2 separate regions of the Homo sapiens genome follow, and region 2 is linked to region 1. A link is a loop called in an ENCODE intact Hi-C map of the cell type or tissue named here. Cell type or tissue: endothelial cell of umbilical vein. All regions are shown on one strand. Each heading gives the region's core, and the rest is flanking DNA. Links, peaks and the distances in the headings are about the cores only. Region 1 overlaps CYTH1 (cytohesin 1). Region 2 holds the start of LOC105371910 (a long non-coding RNA gene).

The links. Peaks named below come from ENCODE experiments on the same cell type or tissue, not always from the same donor. Only the 100,000 strongest peaks of a DNase experiment are listed, where the experiment ranks them.
Region 2: a loop joins it to region 1, with 3 times the contacts of the local background. A loop is called at or near these places in 3 of 110 quality-filtered maps.

The regions. Positions count from the first base shown.
Region 1 is chr17:78,705,007-78,713,334 of GRCh38, reverse strand. It overlaps CYTH1 (cytohesin 1), which reads left to right. Exons shown (of 14, transcript NM_004762.6): 2 at 3,603-3,685; 3 at 5,074-5,138. Among named protein-coding and RNA genes, the nearest start is that of CYTH1, 73 kb to the left of the region's middle. In endothelial cell of umbilical vein, for the core only: a CTCF peak has its summit at 4,635; DNase peaks (open chromatin) are centred at 4,704 and 6,104; H3K27ac peaks cover 855 bases.
Region 2 is chr17:78,246,573-78,254,900 of GRCh38, reverse strand. LOC105371910 (a long non-coding RNA gene) reads right to left here and starts at 6,585. Exons shown (of 2, transcript NR_164160.1): 1 at 6,136-6,585; 2 at 2,410-3,679. It also overlaps the pseudogene THA1P. RefSeq lists enhancers at 242-511, 62-779, 780-1,498, 3,962-4,011, 4,193-4,838 and silencers at 542-691, 8,226-8,328. In endothelial cell of umbilical vein, for the core only: a CTCF peak has its summit at 3,826 (motif pointing left); DNase peaks (open chromatin) are centred at 320 and 3,850; H3K4me3 peaks cover 801 bases.

The DNA of each region.
Region 1 (8,328 bases), core at 169-8,168:
GAATATGTATCTTCTAGAACCTGAAGAAATTAATTTCTTAAAGGGGTCTTCTACTTGGACTAGAAATTTTTCTGGGCTGTGAAGCACAGAAAAATCAGAGTGAACTGCTTTAAACATGCGTTTCTGTAGAACGGTGTACGCATCAGTAGAGTTGATGTTGTTTTTCAAAACGGCTTTTGCTTTAACCAGAGCTCACTTATTTGTCTGACTTTTTCCTGAAGCAGCCATTTTAATATATATATATATATTTTTTAATGTTGGGAGAACTGTTCAGCCTGGGAAGAAACATTTGGGGTGGTGGGTTTGGCGGGGGTGCAGGGTTAGAATCCACATAATGCTGATGGATTGCTGAGCTGGAGTCCTGGGTCTTGACACAGGAATGGGACTGGAGAGCAGGTGTGTAGGTGAACTTATTTAAGGCTCCGTCCTCCAATACACACACCTGAGTGATCACCCTTGAGTTCTCAGGGACGCAGTTTAAGGCCCACTCTTGTGAAGGTGACCTGGGTTGGATTTAGTTGGTCTGTTGGGATCTTTAGAGTGGCTGTCTCTTCCAGCCTCTAAAGGAAGAGTGTTTTTCAAACCACAGGACTCAGTATATTAGGTAATTATACGATTACCTAATTGATTATGAAATAATTATTTTTTATTTTTTATATTATTATTATTATTATTTTTGAGACAGAGTTGTGCTCTTGTTGCCTAGGCTGGAGTGCAGTGGCACGATCTCAGCCCACTGCAACCTTCACCTCCCAACTTCAAGCGATTCTTCTGCCTCAGCCTCCTGAGTAGCTGGGATTACAGGCACCTGCCACCATGCCTGGCTAATTTTTTTTGTATTTTTAGTAGAGACGGGGTTTCACCATGTTGGCCAGGCTGGTCTTGAACTCCTGACTTCAGGTGATCTACTCACCTCGGCCTCCCAAAGTGCTGAGATTACAGGTGTGAGCCACCGCATGCAGCCATAAAATCAGTTTACTGGACTAAACCACTGTTAAGAAAGCTCACAGTGAAATAACAGACATGGTGAGATATTATTTTTGATACTTTTATGTATGGTGGAGATTGGGTCATGATGTAAAATGCATTTCTTTTCTTTTTCTGTTTCTTTCTCTTTTTCTTTCTCTTTCTCTCTCTCTTTCTCTCTCTCCTACCTCCCTCCCTCCCTCCCTCCCTCCCTTCCTTCCTCCTTCCCTTCCTTCCTCCCTCCCTTCCTTCCTCCCTTCCTTCCTTCCTTCTTTCCTTCTTTCCTTCTTTCTTTCTTGTCTGGCTCTGTTGCCCAGGCTGGAGTGCAGTGGTGCGATCTTGGCTCACTGCAACCTCTGCACCCCAGGCTCAAGCAATCCTTCTACGTCAGCCCCCCGAGTAGCTGGAACTACAGGCATGTGCCACCATGCCCAGCTAATTTTTGTATTTTTTTTAGTAGAGACAGGGTTTCACCATGTTGTCCATGCTGGTCCCAATGGGCTCAAGCAGTCTGCCTGGTTTGGCCTCCCAAAGTGCTGGGATTACAGGCGTGAGCTACAAGGCCTGGACTAAAATGCTTTTCTTATTTTGGATTTTGAGATGTTTAAAAAACACTTTTTTAGAGAAGGTTGGGGAAAACCTAGGTTAAAAAAAAAAAAAAAGGAAAAGTCGGCTTTTCTAATGTAGCTAATTAACCCACTGTACACTTCACTGTAGTCTATTGTTTCTACCCTCTTGTGATTTTTATGAAATATTTGGGGAAAGTAACTGCTCTGTGAATGTAGTAGATTAAGTTTTAATGCCATGGGCAGAAGGAAAGTATGTGTATCCTAACTGTGCTCTCAAGCAGAGATGTTAATTCCAACTCTATGCTGTCTAGAAATATAATATGAGCCATAGATGCACTTTTATTTCATACTAGTTCCTTTGAGATCAATTAAAATAATACATTTCATTAAGTTATATCAATGTGCAATCAATATAAAATATTATTAAAAAGTCATTTTCCTTTGTTTTTATAGAAAGTCTGGTGTGTGTGTGTGTGTGTGTGTGTATATATATATATTATTTATTTATTTATTTATTTATTTATTTATTTATTTATTTGAGATGGAGTCTTGTACTGTCTCCCAGGCTGGAGGGCAATGGCGGGATCTCGGCTCACTGCAACCTCCACCTCCCGGGTTTACGCCATTCTCCTGCCTCAGCCTCCCGAGTAGCTGGGACTACAGGCACCTGCCACCACGCCCAGCTAATTTTTTGTATTTTTAGTAGTGACGGGGTTTCACCATGTTAGCCAGGATGGTCTCGGTCTCCTGACCTCGTGATCTGCCCGCCCCGGCCTCTCAAAGTGCTGGGATTACAGGCATGAGCCACTGTGCCCGGCCTCGGTGTATATTTTTTACCTACAGCACATCTCAAACTGGGTGGTGACATTTCAAGTGGTTAATGTCACGTGGGGCTCCTGGCCGCCATATTGTACAGTGCAGCTCAGGCTCACATAGGCACCCACTGAAGGATAGAAGGACCCTCAAACCACCCCTACCCTTGAGAGTGTGGGTGCCCTTTGCTGTGCCATGGAGGGAACAAGAGCCAACACTTCTGAGCTTCTGCTCAGCACCAGGCAGGGTTTGAGGCACTTTAATTACTCTACATCATCTTCACAGCAGCCTTATCAAGTGGGTGATGGTGGGACCACTTCATTGATGATGAAATGTGACCCAAGTGGGTTACATAACTTGTCTGAAGTGACCTAATTTGATATTTGGTAGATTGGAGCTAGGATTTGAACCTGGTTTGTTTGATTCTAATGCTTGTTCTTCTCATTTGCCCACATGGCTTCCCATAGCATGCTTGAAGGGTCATTTTAGAGGGTGTCTGTCCAAATCTCCTGTTGGTATAGGTGGGGGAGATTGAGCCATTGGAGGATGGCAGAAGTATTTTGTGGTGAGAGCTGTGATCTGGGAATTAAGTAACTTTCTTCTGATGATAAGAGCACATTGTAAAACATCGAAACAATGAAGAAAGGTATGAAGCAGAAAGAGAAAGTCCCATAGTCCCAGTTCCCAGAGTTAAGCACTGATTTTAGGTGTATATTCTAGACTTTTTTTATTTCTCAGTGCATACATAGTCTCTTTCTCCAAACCCCTCCCAGAGATGGCACAAAATTGTTCGTACACGTTGCTTTGCCTCTTGCCTCCCCTCCCCACCTCAGGGGGTCATGGACATCTTTCCATCTCGGAGACTCTGTTTTTGACCATGAGGGAGCTGAGGCCTAGAGAGATTAATTAAATGTCAGCCTGAAGTCTCCCAGCTGGAAGGGATGAAAATGGCCAGGCGCTCAGCTAATATTCATCCTTTTTCATTCATAGCCAACCTAATTTAACCTTCAGTAATCTCTTCTCTCTCGTTTTTCCTTCCAAGAGTTTCTCAGAGCTTTTCTGTGTGATTTAAGGGCCTTCCTTTCTTAGAAATCTGATAAGAATTGGAGCCATAACTATTTCTATCACTCAGTCATTTCTGAAACTGACTTCTAGTTTCTTTCTTGATATCTTTCTCCTTTTGTGGCCTCTGGATCTTCCTTGATTTTTGGCGAGATAAAAGCTTTCTTGTAACATTGCCCTCCATTTTTGTAGTTCCCAGTGACCTGACAGCAGAGGAGCGTCAAGAACTGGAGAACATCCGACGGAGAAAACAGGAGCTGCTGGCTGACATTCAGGTAGGAGAGTGGCATGGTGGTTTCACCAACGTAAGAACCACAGTGACAGTTCCATTTGTATGAAAGGGTGTCCTTTGCAGAGTGTCTCCTCAAGACACTTTTGACCTGCCCTCACTACAGCTCTGCACAAAGCGTAGGTGTTGATAATCAGTCACCTTTCCTCTACAGCTGAGGAGATGCAGTGTCAGAGAGGTTGAGTGGCTTGTCCAGGTTCACCCAGTTGGTCGGTTGTCGGAGCTGGAGATAGCCTGCAAGACTCCTGTCTCCTGAGTAGTCCTCTCTGCTGTGTTTGCCCTTGCGGAGCAGAGTGGATGAGGAGAGGCAATGAGAATGTGGGCTTCAGGCGAAGCTCGGCCCACGCCCTGGCTCTGGCTCTGCCGCTTACTGGCTGAATGATTTGAGACAAGAGAGTTCCGGTTCCTTGAACTTCAGTTTCTTCATCTGTCAGATCATGAAAACACCTGCTACACAGTTGGAAGGACTTAGCATGAAAGACAGCATAATTTCTGGTCCCTATAGATGTACTTAGTGATAGCAATTTTACAATTACAATTTTTCCAAGTTCCTTTTTGTAACTATCAAGCTTGTAGGAAATAAGTCTAGAAGCCAATAGTTGGATTATTTTCGCCCTAAGACAGCAAATGTTATTCTTTCAGAATTCTTCACAAGACATTAGGAGTGGGGTTAAGGAGGGAATCCTGTTGCCCAAAGTAGCAAAATGAGGAAAGACTTGACTTTCTCTGGAGTTGATTTAAGTATATTTTGATAGTTCTCCCTGATCCTTTGATTTCTGCTTCACTGGTAGATCGTGAGAAAGCTAAGCAGCTCTCCACTTAAGCCCCACTTCCCCGTGAGAGCCCATCCATTCTGACCAACAGTGTGCTGGAATGAGGAGGGTGGGTGCGGATGCACAGCCGATTTGATCAGACATTCCCTTTGCCAGCCGCTTGGTGGCATTGTTGCCCTGGCACAGCTACTGCAGGCTCTGCAGCCTGGGCTTTGGGTAGGAGACTTTGTCCTCTGAATTTTCTGGCATGCTTGTGTTTAGTAAGCTGCAGACTTGTTCTGAAAGATTGTGATGAGGCAGCCAGGTTTTGTTTTTCACACAGCATATATGCTTATAAACTTTCCTAGACCGTAAACTCCTTGAGGTCAGAGGCTGTATTCTTTTCTACCTTGGTGTTTTCTGGAATGCTTACTGTTTGGTAGGCACTCAATAAATATTTCTGAAACATGAATTTTCCTAATTTACTTTTTGCATTTTTGTCATATTTTGTTTCATTTTGCTTTATTTTGTTTTTGGTTGGAGGGAGTTATGTGAGATTTTAGAAGTTTTAATTTGATCTGCATCTGCCTTTCCTGCTGACTCTGGACTGTCTGTTTTATAGAGGCTGAAGGATGAGATAGCAGAAGTAGCTAATGAAATTGAAAACCTGGGATCCACAGAGGAAAGGTGAGTCTGCCCTGCTGCCAGGTGGCTTCTGTGGTTGTAATTCCTTAAAGCACCCAGGCCTTAATTATGCTTACGTGGCACATTGAAGGAAAAAGTCAGCTTTGTGTCTTTCTAATTCTAGCAAGCACATACACACCCATAATGTCTGCCTTCCATCCTTCACCGCAAGGCCTCCTGAACATAGGAGCTTCTTCCAGTGTTTAAAAAATTGAACTGGAGGCCGGGCGCGGTGGCTCACGGCTGTAATCCCAGCACTTTGGGAGGCCGAGGCAGGTGGATCACGAGGTCAAGAGATCGAGACCATCCTGGCCAACATGGTGAAACCCTGTCTCTACTCAAAATACAAAAATTAGACGGGTGTGGTGGTGCACACCTGTAGTCCCAGCTACTCGGGAGGCTGAGGCAGGAGAATTGCTTGAACCCGGGAGGTGGAGGTTGCAGTGAGCTGAGATCGCGCCACTGCACTCCAGCCTGGTGACAGAGCGAGACTCCGTCTCAAAAAAAAAAAAAAAAATTGAACTGGAGAACTTCAAAGGTCCCAGAAAGCCTTAAACTGCTCCTAAATTTTTATGTGAATTACTCCCCTCTGTTGTCCACTGTCGGTGTGCATTTTAAAGTTTCTGTTTTTCCTTTGTGTAAAGGAAAAGCTTAATGAATGCTGCTGATACGATTTCAAAGGGCTGGAGTGTCCAGTCATGTCTGAGGATAATCGTGAGCTTATTTGCACCTTCCTAATGCTTAAGGGAAGAAAATGTAGAAATGCGATGATAGTATAAAAGGACAAGGACTCTGCTTTTTTTTTTCCTTTTATTTTCATGAAATGTTAGTGACTTTGAGAGTTTAGTTTTGAATGGGGTTCCCAGACCGTTTTCTGACTGCTTAATGCAATAAATGAGCTGTTTCCAATTCACTACATGTCTGTATTTTTCTAAGCCTAAGTCTTCCTGTCTGGCTTCGTAGGACTGTTTGATTTGTTGTTTTAGACTCCTGTGGGCAGTGCCTTCAGGGTATAGTGAGGCTGAGTCCTCCACAGAAGGCAGCCAGCTCACCACGGCCAGTCTCTGTATTGTCCATTTGGTATTTTGGATTAGTTTCCCCTCTTTCCATTTTAAACACTCGTAGCTTAAATGAAACGGATACGTTGGACTTCATAAAAATTTAAAACTTCCGCTTTTGTAAAAGATAAAACTATTAAAAACTATTAAAAGAAATGAACAGGCAACAGATTAGAAGTAAATATTTGTAACAAATATATCTGAAAAAGGACTTGTATCTAGAATATATGATAGAAAGGCAGCCCAAATAAGAAAATGGGCAAAAAACTTGGACACTTTACAAAAGAAGCCATATGTGTAGTAGACACATGAAAAATGCTTAACATCATTAGTTGTAGGGGATGTAATTTAAAACCACCATGAAACGGTACTTCACATCCCCTATGATGGCTAGAATTAAAAAGACTGATGGTACCTCATGTTGGCAAGTGCTAGTGAGAATAAAATAATATAACCATTTGGGAAAGAAGTTTGGCAGTTTCATCAGCAATTCAACTCCTAGTTACTTAAGAGAAATGAAAACATGTCCATACAAAGACTTGTACAAGAATATCTATAGCATTCTTATATAAAATAACCAAAAGCTGGAAATACCCTGAATGGCTGCCAGCAGGTGACTGGATAAACAGGTCGAGGTAATAGACTATTACTCAGCAGTGTGAAGGAATGAACTGCTAGCGTGCAGCAGCACGGATGAATCTCACGAACATTGTGATGAGTGAAAGAAACTGTGGGCACCGTGTGCTTCCATGCGTGAGCATCTAGAACATGCAAACTAAGCTGTGCTAGTGTGCTAGCCGAAATCATGACAGTGCTGCCTCCGAGGTGGTTGCTGGGGCGGGGTGGGGTGGGGTTGACTAGGAAGGGCCATAGGGAACTTACAGGGATGGCAGGAATATTCTGTATTAATCTGAGTGGTGCTTCAAGGGTATATGCACTCATCAAAACAAATTGAACTGTGCACTTAAGGTGTGTGCATTTTGTTAAATGTAAATTTTACCTCGATCTTAAAAATGTAAAAAAAAATGGCTTTTTTCTGACTATAAAGGTAATACACCTTTACTGCAGAAAATTGGTAAAATACAGAAAAGTATAAAAAACAAATTTCTCATAAACACTTATCCCAGAGATAATCAGGATTCATATTTTGGTACGTTTCCTTTCTGTATATTCCGGTGTCTGCACACACATATTCAGAATTCAGTGTGCCCTTTGTTTTTCTCTTGATTAATTCTCTGTCAGTTACCATAGAACAGCAAGGAAACGCAGACACCAGGAACGTGAGTGCATCCAAAGTACTCAGCCAGTGAATTTGGGAAGACTTGTAACTCATGAACTGCATCTGAAGTTGTGAGTCAGGAAGTAGTCTTTAGGTTATTATTATTTTTTAATCTGGAACTTAAAATGGTTTTCCGGTATCGAAAGCGCCAAGACGGAAGTGATTCTGCACATCCCTGAGGATCCATCCATACGGGTACTCAGGCTCACCCTGCATTTGTTTCTCAAGCAGGCATTACATTTGCTCGGACTTTCTTATAGGAGAGAATTCATGTTTCTCATCGACGATCTGATGCATTTTGTAGGAATGATCCTAAATACTATTTAATCAAGCAGAAATAATATACTCATGTAGTACAGGATTTCACTTTCTGAAATGTATACGCGTCAGTTAACTAAGGCGATCCAGTAGCAGTAAGCTGTTTTCCTTTGGACACCTTAACTGGGGTGTCAGACCTGTGTAGGCTGGGGAAAGCCACTTAGAGAAGTAGCTGCCTAAGGCCTAGAGCTATAGGGGCTCCAAGTGGGGCAGATAGAGAAGTGAGCTGGCTAGCTAATGAAATTAGGGAGCCATCTCTGGTGTGTGTCCCAGGCAGTCATGTGGCACAGACTGTGACTGGCGGATATCTGGGAGTGTGCGTTCTGGTGGCTGCAGGAAAGCCTTTGGTGAGGACTGGACTGAGGCCCAGGAAGCTGAGCATTCCCAGGAGTTTCACCCCTTGCTTCTGTGGGCACCTCTGACGCTGCCTCACCACTTACACTGGAAACCATGAAACAGGCCTTCCTTGTGGTATTTGTTTGGAAATACTGATCAAAGTAATCTTCCTGGATTTAGAAAAAAATGATTAGACAATCAT
Region 2 (8,328 bases), core at 204-8,203, 460 kb after region 1:
CTCGGGAGGCTGAGACAGGAGAATTGCTTGTACCTGTGAGGCGGAGGTTGCAGTGAGTCAAGATCGCGTCACTGCACTCCAGCCTGGGCGACAAAGCGAGACTCTGTCACACACACACACACACACACACACACACACACACACACACACACTCGCTCGGCCTCGGTTTCTCCTTCAATGAGCAGAACCTTCTGCTTCAGCATCACGGGCTCGCTGGTTCTCCGCCGCGACGCAGCCCGTACTACAACTCCCAGCGTGCCACGGGGCCCGTTCGCAGACGCTCGCGCACGCCCGCCGCGAGGGAGCGCGAACTACAACTCCCAGCGTGCCACGGGGCTCGCTCCCTGGACCCCCGGCCCAGGGCGGCTGCTTCCCAGCTCTAGGAATTCTGGCCGCACCGACCACGTCGCTCTCGCCGCCTTCGCTGGGGAGTAGAGGAGTCAGCAGCTCCCGCCGGGGTGGGGAGTCGGGCGCTGCCCGCGCCATGCTCCGCAGACTGGCCCGAGCGGCGGCCCCGGTACATGGGGCGCTCCGGGCGGGGTGTGGGAGCGCGGGGGTCGCAGCCTACGTGGTGGGCCTGCGCAGCGACAAGGTGACCAGGCCCGGGCCGGCCATGAGGTGCGTCATGGCCGAGGCGGTCGTGGGGGACGACGACTACGGCGAAGACCGGCGTGCAGGCCGGGGGTCGTGGAGGCGGCAGCGGAGCGCTGTCCGTGATGGTCTGGGACGCAGGGGAAGTGGCTCCCTTGGCGCTTAAAACCCATTTATGCCTAGTGTTCCATTATTGGAACGCTAAGCATCTGGGAGGTATTTATGTCCTACTGCTCAAGGTCATCGCCAAGGTCTGATGGCAAAAATTCAAAAAATTGCAACCTCCGACATAAATGGGTGTAATGAACACCTGCCACAGGATAGGCTTGCCGTCTGCGTGCGTGCTGCTGTTACCTGAAAGTTAGAAATGCAGATTCCGGCCGGGCGCAGTGGCTCAAGCCTGTAATCCTAGCATTTTGAGAGGCCAAGGCAGGCGGATCACGAGGTCAGGAGTTCGAGACCAGCCTGGCCAACATGATGAAACCCCATCTCTACTAAAAATACAAAAATTATCTGGGCGTGGTGGTGGGCACCCGTAATCCCAGCTTCTCAGGAGGCTGAGGCAGGAGAATCACTTGAACCCGGGAGGCAGAGGTTGCAGTGAGCTGAGATCGTCCCACTGCATTCCAGCCTGGGCGACAAGAGCGAGACTCCATCTCAAAAAAAAAAAAATAAAAATAAAAATAAATAAATAAAAGAAATGCAGATTCACATGGCCTGCCGAGAAGAACCTGCATTTCTATAGGCTCACCAGGTGGTTGTGTGTGTCCTGCATTGTCACCCAGCTGCCCCCTGAGATGGGTGATGTCCAGTCTTGCAGAGGAGGGTTCTGAGATGTGGAGGGAGGCGCTCCAGGCCCCATACTTAGTAAATGGCAGAACCAAGGTTTGAACCCGGGTCTTCTGACTCTGAAACCCACAACTGTTCTCCTGCACTGCCTTCCCCCACAGAAGGCAAATGGAAAATAGATGTAGAAAGGGGCAGGTTCTACAGGCTGCACCTCGCAAGGAGTGGGTTCTAATAACCTAGGGAGTGTCTCCAGGGTACAGCGACCCCCAGCCCCAGCCCTGGGTTGTGAGTTGCCATAGTGAACCACTTTGACTGTTGGGGTGTGCACACCCCTCAGCTAGGCCAGGACAAGCCATGGGGTCACCAGTTGAATCCCGAGGGCCCGTCTGCTAAGGGGTTAAGGGATGGCTGGGGCTAAGCATGTATCCAGCTGCTGCCCAGCGTTGCTGGAGATGCTGATCTCCATGCTCCCAGGCAGCCTCACATGTCAACAAGTCACTGCCGCTCAAGGAGAGGCTGGGGAGGCGCTTGAGTTGATGGGAGTCTAGAGAGGGTGCCCTGGGAAGCAGAGGATGGGGCGAGGCTGTGGCTCACGGGGAAGGGGGCTTCACAGAGGAGCCCTCCTGCAGGCTGAGTGGAAGCATCCCAGGCAGGGAAGGGAGCGCCGGCTCACAGGGCAGGGGTCTTCAGGAGCAGAAGCAGACTGGTGAGAAAGGTCTTCAGGGCGCAGGTGGGGATGTGGCAGGTGTGGAGAGTGCAGGAGGCTCTGAGGAGGGGGGGCAGAGGCCAGGTCACTCCAGCCCTGAGTGTCATGCTAAGGACTTGATGCCACAGTTGGGGGGACCACAGTGGGCTTTACAGCAAGAGCGGGAGCCTTCCTCACCCTCCAGCTGCACCCTCACACCCCGTCCAGCCCCCCACTCATCCCTCCTGACGAGGAAAGGAAGTCAGCAGAGAAACCACAGGCCCCACCTGCAAAGGGCTGAGGGGAAAGGAAGTGAGACAGGTGTGAGGTCTGCCGGGGACAGGTTCAAACCACAAGAGAGGTTCTTGGGGGGAGCGGGGAGAGGCCATGGCCCAGGGTAGGTGGGGTGCAGAGTTGACTGAGGGCCCTGTGGGGCTGGATGTGTGGTTGCTAAGCCCACAGAGTGTGCAGCTGGTGGATGGGGCTCCAAACCCACTCAGCTGCTCACCGGAGCCTCGGGCTAGGGGCCTCACCTGGGCTCAGGGCGTGCTCTGGCCCAAGTGACACAGGGAAAGCAGCATGGACGGTGCTGACACCCGAGTGTGCAAGCACAGCGGCTTCCCTGTCCCTCCGCAGAGCTGCAAGAAATGGCTGTGGAGCTGCTAGGGCTGGGGCGCACCCTCTTTGTGCCCTCCAACACTATGGCCAACCTCATCTCTGGTGAGCGCAGGGCGACTTCTGTCTGCCTAGCAGGTCCTCAGTGCATATGGGGGGGCTCTGACACTCATGGACCACATTCCTCCATTTCTGTTGGGTTGGTGGGGAGCCCTGGAAGGAGATGGGGGAGGAGGACAGTGGGGGCTGCAGGTCTGCTCCTCCCTAGCTCCTCTTCCGAGGGTCCCCAGGGCCTCTGGGCCAGCGTCAGGGACCTCTCCACATAGCCCTGGCTCCGGGTTCCTGCAGCCACACCTTCCTCTCACCCCTCAGGCCTGTTCTCCGGGCTTCCCTGCTCCTGCCTCCCCTCTATAAACCGTCCCATGATTAAACACTGCCAGTTTCCCAGTGTGTGTGTGCCGTCTGTTTCCTGCCAGGGTCTGACGACTGCAGGTGCCTCGGCTGCGTGTCCACCAAGAAGCAGCATTGCAGCAGCTTCTCCAGCAGGCGATGCTCTGTGGAGGGGCCTCCAGGCGCAGGTGTGCAGGCTGGGTGTGGCCCAGCGATTCCCAGCGCAGCACAGCTATCCTAGACTTGTGTGTTTAATGGGATGGTCTTCTGGCACGTAGCACTGAGGTGTCTTGAAGGTGCTGTTTCCTTGCCGGCCTCAGGCATTTGTGAGTTGACTGTAGCCTTAGGGCTCAGCCTAGCCACGCTGAGCAGGGCCACATGCCTCCAGACTCAATGCCAAGACCTGCCCTCCTTCTGTCTCAGTGATGTGTCACTGCTGGCGCCGGGGCTCCCAGCTCCTCCTTGGGCAGGAGTGCCACCTCCACGTCTATGAGCAGGGTGGGGTGGCTCAGGTAAGGAGCAGGCATTGCTCACCTGGGGCCCTGGGCATCCTCCAGCCAGCACAGGCTGCTCAGGGGCAAACCCCCTTCCCAGGCACCAGGCTGGGACCTGCGGAGGGGAGAAAGGGACAGCCATGGAGAAGCTGGCTGGGATGGCAGCCTCTCCAGGGGAGGAAGGAAGGAGAGCAGAGCCCCAGATTTGCCACGTGGGGGCGGCAGCGGCTGGGGCTGGCCCCAGGCTTGCCGGGCAGACACCTGGGCGGTGCTTGGTGCCTGGTGCCCTCTAGTGGACACTCGGAGCACTCCCGCGCTCCCGACGGGAGCCAGACAGCAGCATCTGAAGAGTTAATAGGGGAGGGGCCCAGTGCCCCCCAGCTGGGACGTCTGTCTAGATGCACAGAACAGAGGAAAGGCTCCAAGGCCCAGGCCTCGGGGGAGCAGACACAGGACTCAGGGTCTGGCTCCTTACTCCAGAGGAGCCCCCCACTCCGCCAAGAGGTGCCCCTGGACCCCTCAGCCCTCATCCTCTTCCTGACCCACAGAGGGCTGGAGTGCACTCCCACTCCCTCCCAGAGCTGCCCCACTGCACTCTGGACTGGCTGAGCTGGAGAGGATGATCACGCGGGGCCTCCAGAGTCCCTACCACCAGGTCTGCGAGCTCATTTGCCTGGAGAACTCACACAGCATCTCGGGGGTCCGGATCCTCCCCATCAACTACCTACGCCAGGTAGGCCCAGCCCCACCACTGTGTGCCCCCCACCAGCCTGATCCTGGCTTCCTGTGCCCCTGGCCCATCCTGGGGTTCAGTCCCCTCTGATTTATGCCATGGGCACCCATCAGCGGCCAGACCTGTCACAGGAAGGACACATGTGTGGTCCTAGGCTGAGACACAAAGGGAATTATTACCCCAGGTCAGGGCCCCTAGTCCCTGCACCAGCCCAACAGCAGAGATGCCCCCACCCCCAAGTCCCCAGAGCTGAGTCCCAGAGCAGCACCAGGACCTGCTGCCCTGGCGCAGAAACGTGTGCCCCATGAGGCTGCAGGAACAAGCTCGTGTGAGTGCCCTCCACCTGGTCCTTGCCACCCACGTGCGAGGTGAGGAGGCCGCAGTGTCTGAGCTCTGCTGTTTACCAGACACTAGTTAGGCAGCAGCCTAACTCTCCAAGCCTTGCGTTCCTTGCCTGTGAAATGGGAGCAGCGGCGTCTCCCTCGAGTTGTTGTGCAGCCTAAATGAGGTGACACACATTTACCCTTGGCCCACGGTCGTTTGGCCCATGCTCAGTGTGCGACAAAGCTGGGTTAAATGTGCACCCCCAGATCCTCCCAGAGCCCAGCATGGAGGCTTAGGCAGCACAGCCTGACTGCTTGGGTCCCAGATCACCAGAGCCAGTCACCAGCCAGGTCTCCTGATCCCTCCTGATTCCTCAGGCAGCTAAGCCCAGGACCCTCCTCCCTCTATGCCTCCCTCAGGCCTGGCCCCTCTGACTCTGCCTGCACCTCACCCCCAGGTGCACCTCCTGGCCCAGACCTATGGGGCCTGGGTCCACCTGGACAGGGCCCAGCTGATGAACGTGGTGCTGGCCCTGCATGTCCCGCCCACCTACATTGTGGAGCACTGTGACTCTGTGTCTTTCTGCCTCTCCAAGGTGGGAAAGCCCTGGGCTGGCCTCCCACAGACAGGTGGGGTGGGGCGCCCCAGCAGGAGGCAGGGTTGGATTCCTGAGCTCCATCCCTGGCAGCTGGCCCCAGGTTCCCCTTTAACACCTCTGCAGATGGGGCTACGCATCTGTCCCCACCCTGGCCCAAGGACAGGGATGTGAGCTGGCAGGAGTCTCTCCTCTCCACCTCCCAGGGCCTGGGCGCCCCAGTGGGGTCCCTGGCTGGGAGGCCCAAGGACTTCATTGAAGAAGCCTGGCGCCTCCAAAAAGCCCTGGGTGGAAGCATGCACCAGGTGGGGATGCTGGCTGCGGTGGCCCTGGTGGGACTGGTTGACACAAAGCAGGCACTGTGGCAAGACCATGGGAACGCCCAGAGATTCACCCAAGGTGCCTGGACAGGACGCCCCACCCTCGCTTCCCTGTGCTTCCTCTGACTTGGCCTGAGCTGTGCCGTCGGGGGTCCCCCAGCAGGCCTGCAGGCTTCTGGATCCTGGGACTCAGGGTGGCCATTGAGTCACTAGGGCGGGACCCAGGGCACCAGCTGCTTCAGCAGACCCTACTCAGCGCAGAGTCCAGCCTGGGGAAGCCCTCGGTGGACGGCCAGGATTGTGATGCTCTGCAGAGTCTGGCAGAGCCTCTAACCTGGGTCTTCCATCTGCTCACTGAGTCCTCCAACAATCCCATGATGTCCCTACTTCACAATGAGGAAACAGAGGCCCAGAGAGGTCAATAGGTTTGTCTGAGATCACATAGCTAAACGCAGCAGAGCCCAGTCTGTGTGACTGCAAAGGCCAAGTCAGGACACAGGGCCCTTCCTTCTCCTACCGTGACCGAACTGCCCCCTGCCTCCCGGGTGACCTTGCTGGCAATGGGGTCAGGGTCAGGGCCTGGGGTCACCTCTGCTCACCTCAGGACCTGGCCCAGGACTCCAGGAGCTGGTGTTGTCCGTCTGCTCAGTTGATCCCACCTTCGTGGAGACGAACATGGTGGTGGTGAGCATGGCTGGGTTGCGGGCCGTGAGTGCTGATGAGCTGGCCCACACTGGCCACGTGGCGTGCGTGCCACTGTTCCTATGGACAGAGCAGTCCGTGCTTCCGTGTGGCACCGCGACGTCTCGGTGTAGGACACTGAACTGGTGCTGAGGAAGTGGGAGTTTGTGCTGAGGCCGTTGGAGTCCTGAGGACGGAGTGACCGGGACCCTGTGCCCGGGCTGGGGTGGAAGCAGGGAGTGGAGGTGTTCCCAGCAAGCAGGCAGCAGAGGAGGTGTTACCTGCTCCTGGGGCTCTTTGGTCCCCTTCACCCCCACAACACTCAGGGTTAGGACCTCCCCCATGCTTGTCAGCACACACTGAATTCCTCCAGTGTCTGGGACAGGGTGTAGGGACAGGAAGGACACCCTTCCAGCTCCCGTCACCAGAGCTCGGGAGGCAGCGGGGCAGGCCTTCGCTCTAGGTCAGAGAGGAGCCCTTTCTTCAGGGCCACGTGGCCAGTTACAGCTTCCTGAGTTCAGGAAGGGAAACGTCAGAAGGAAGCAGAAAGGGACATGGGAACTTGATGGTCAGGGCTTTAACTGCCGTGGTGAGGGATTTCCATTTTATCTTGTGGTCCTCTAATACGTATTTTCCTTTTTAGAAAATAAATTACTCAGGGCCGGGCATGGTGGCTCACGCCTGTAATCCCAGCACTTTGGGAGGCCGAGGTGGGTGGATCACTTGAGGTCAGGAGTTCGAGACCAGCCTGGCCAACATGGTGAAACCCCATCTCTACTAAAAATACAAAAATTAGCCAGGTGTGGTGGTGCGTACCCGTAGTCCCAGCTACTCGGGAGGCAGAGGTGAGAGAATCGCTTGAACTGGGGAGGTGGGGGTTGCAGTGAGCCGAGATTACGCCACTGCACTCCGGCCTGGGTAACAGAGCCAGACTCCGTCTCAAAAAAAAAAAAAAGGAAAAGAAATTACTCTGCTTAACAAAATAATATGTCTGTATTGTAGATGATGTGGGAGTAAATCTTACTTTTAGCAACTCTTAGGGTAGTTCAGGCAGACTCAGTCAAAAAAAAAAAAATGAAGCCAGGCGTGGTGGGGTGTGCATCTGTGGTCCCAGCTACGTGGGAGCCTGGGGTAGGAGGATCATTTAAGTCCAGGAGGTGGAGTCTGCAGTGAGCCGAGATCACACCACTGCATTCCAGCCTGGGCGACAGAGGGAGACCCTGTCTCAACAAATAAACAAACAAACAATCTGATAGTACTGAAGAGCCTGCAAGGCAGTCATGAATTGTGAGGTCAAGATCTGGGAGAAGAGGGAACCTAGAGAGGTGAGCCTGGCATTTGGGACACTTTTCCTCGACGCGTCTGCTCGGGAGCTGAGGAACTGAGCAGAACTTTTCACAGGCACACAGGGCTGAGGGCAGAAGCTGAAGTTCAAGGCCTGCTGAAAGACCCTGGTAAGAGTCCCTCAAGCAAGACTCTGTCTCAAAAAACAAACAAACAAACAAAAAAACCCTCAAGCTTTGGGTTGAGTCCCTGAGGGGCCACCCACTAGGAGTAAGGGCAATTGGAAGTAGACTGACCATCGTGAGAAGTGAAGCCAGCTGTGAAGCACTGTGATCCCTGATTACGGCAATCTGGGGTGGTGGGTGCCTCTGGCCTAGCTGCCTGCCAGAAGTAAAGATCCGTCTTCTCTGGAGGAAGGTGACGTCTCCCAGAGCCTCCAATTTCCTCTACAGTTATTCATGTGGGATGCCCCCACTCAATCAGAAATAACCAGGTATAGAATGGGACAAGATGTGATTGAAAATGAGAAAAAAATGGACAAAAGAGGCCAGGCGCAGTGGCTCATGCCTCTAATCCCAGCACTTTGGGAGGCAGAGGCGGGCAGATCACTTGAGGTCAGGAGTTTGAGACCAGCCTGGCCAACATGGTGAAACCCCATCTCTACTAAAAATCCAAAAAAAAATTTAGCTGGTCATAGTGGTGTGGGCCTGTAATCCCAGCTATTCGGGAGGCTGAGGCAAGCGAATCATTTGAACCCAGGAGGTGGAGGTTGCAGTGAGCCAAGATCACACTGTTGTACTCCAGCCTGTGTGACACAGCAAGACTCT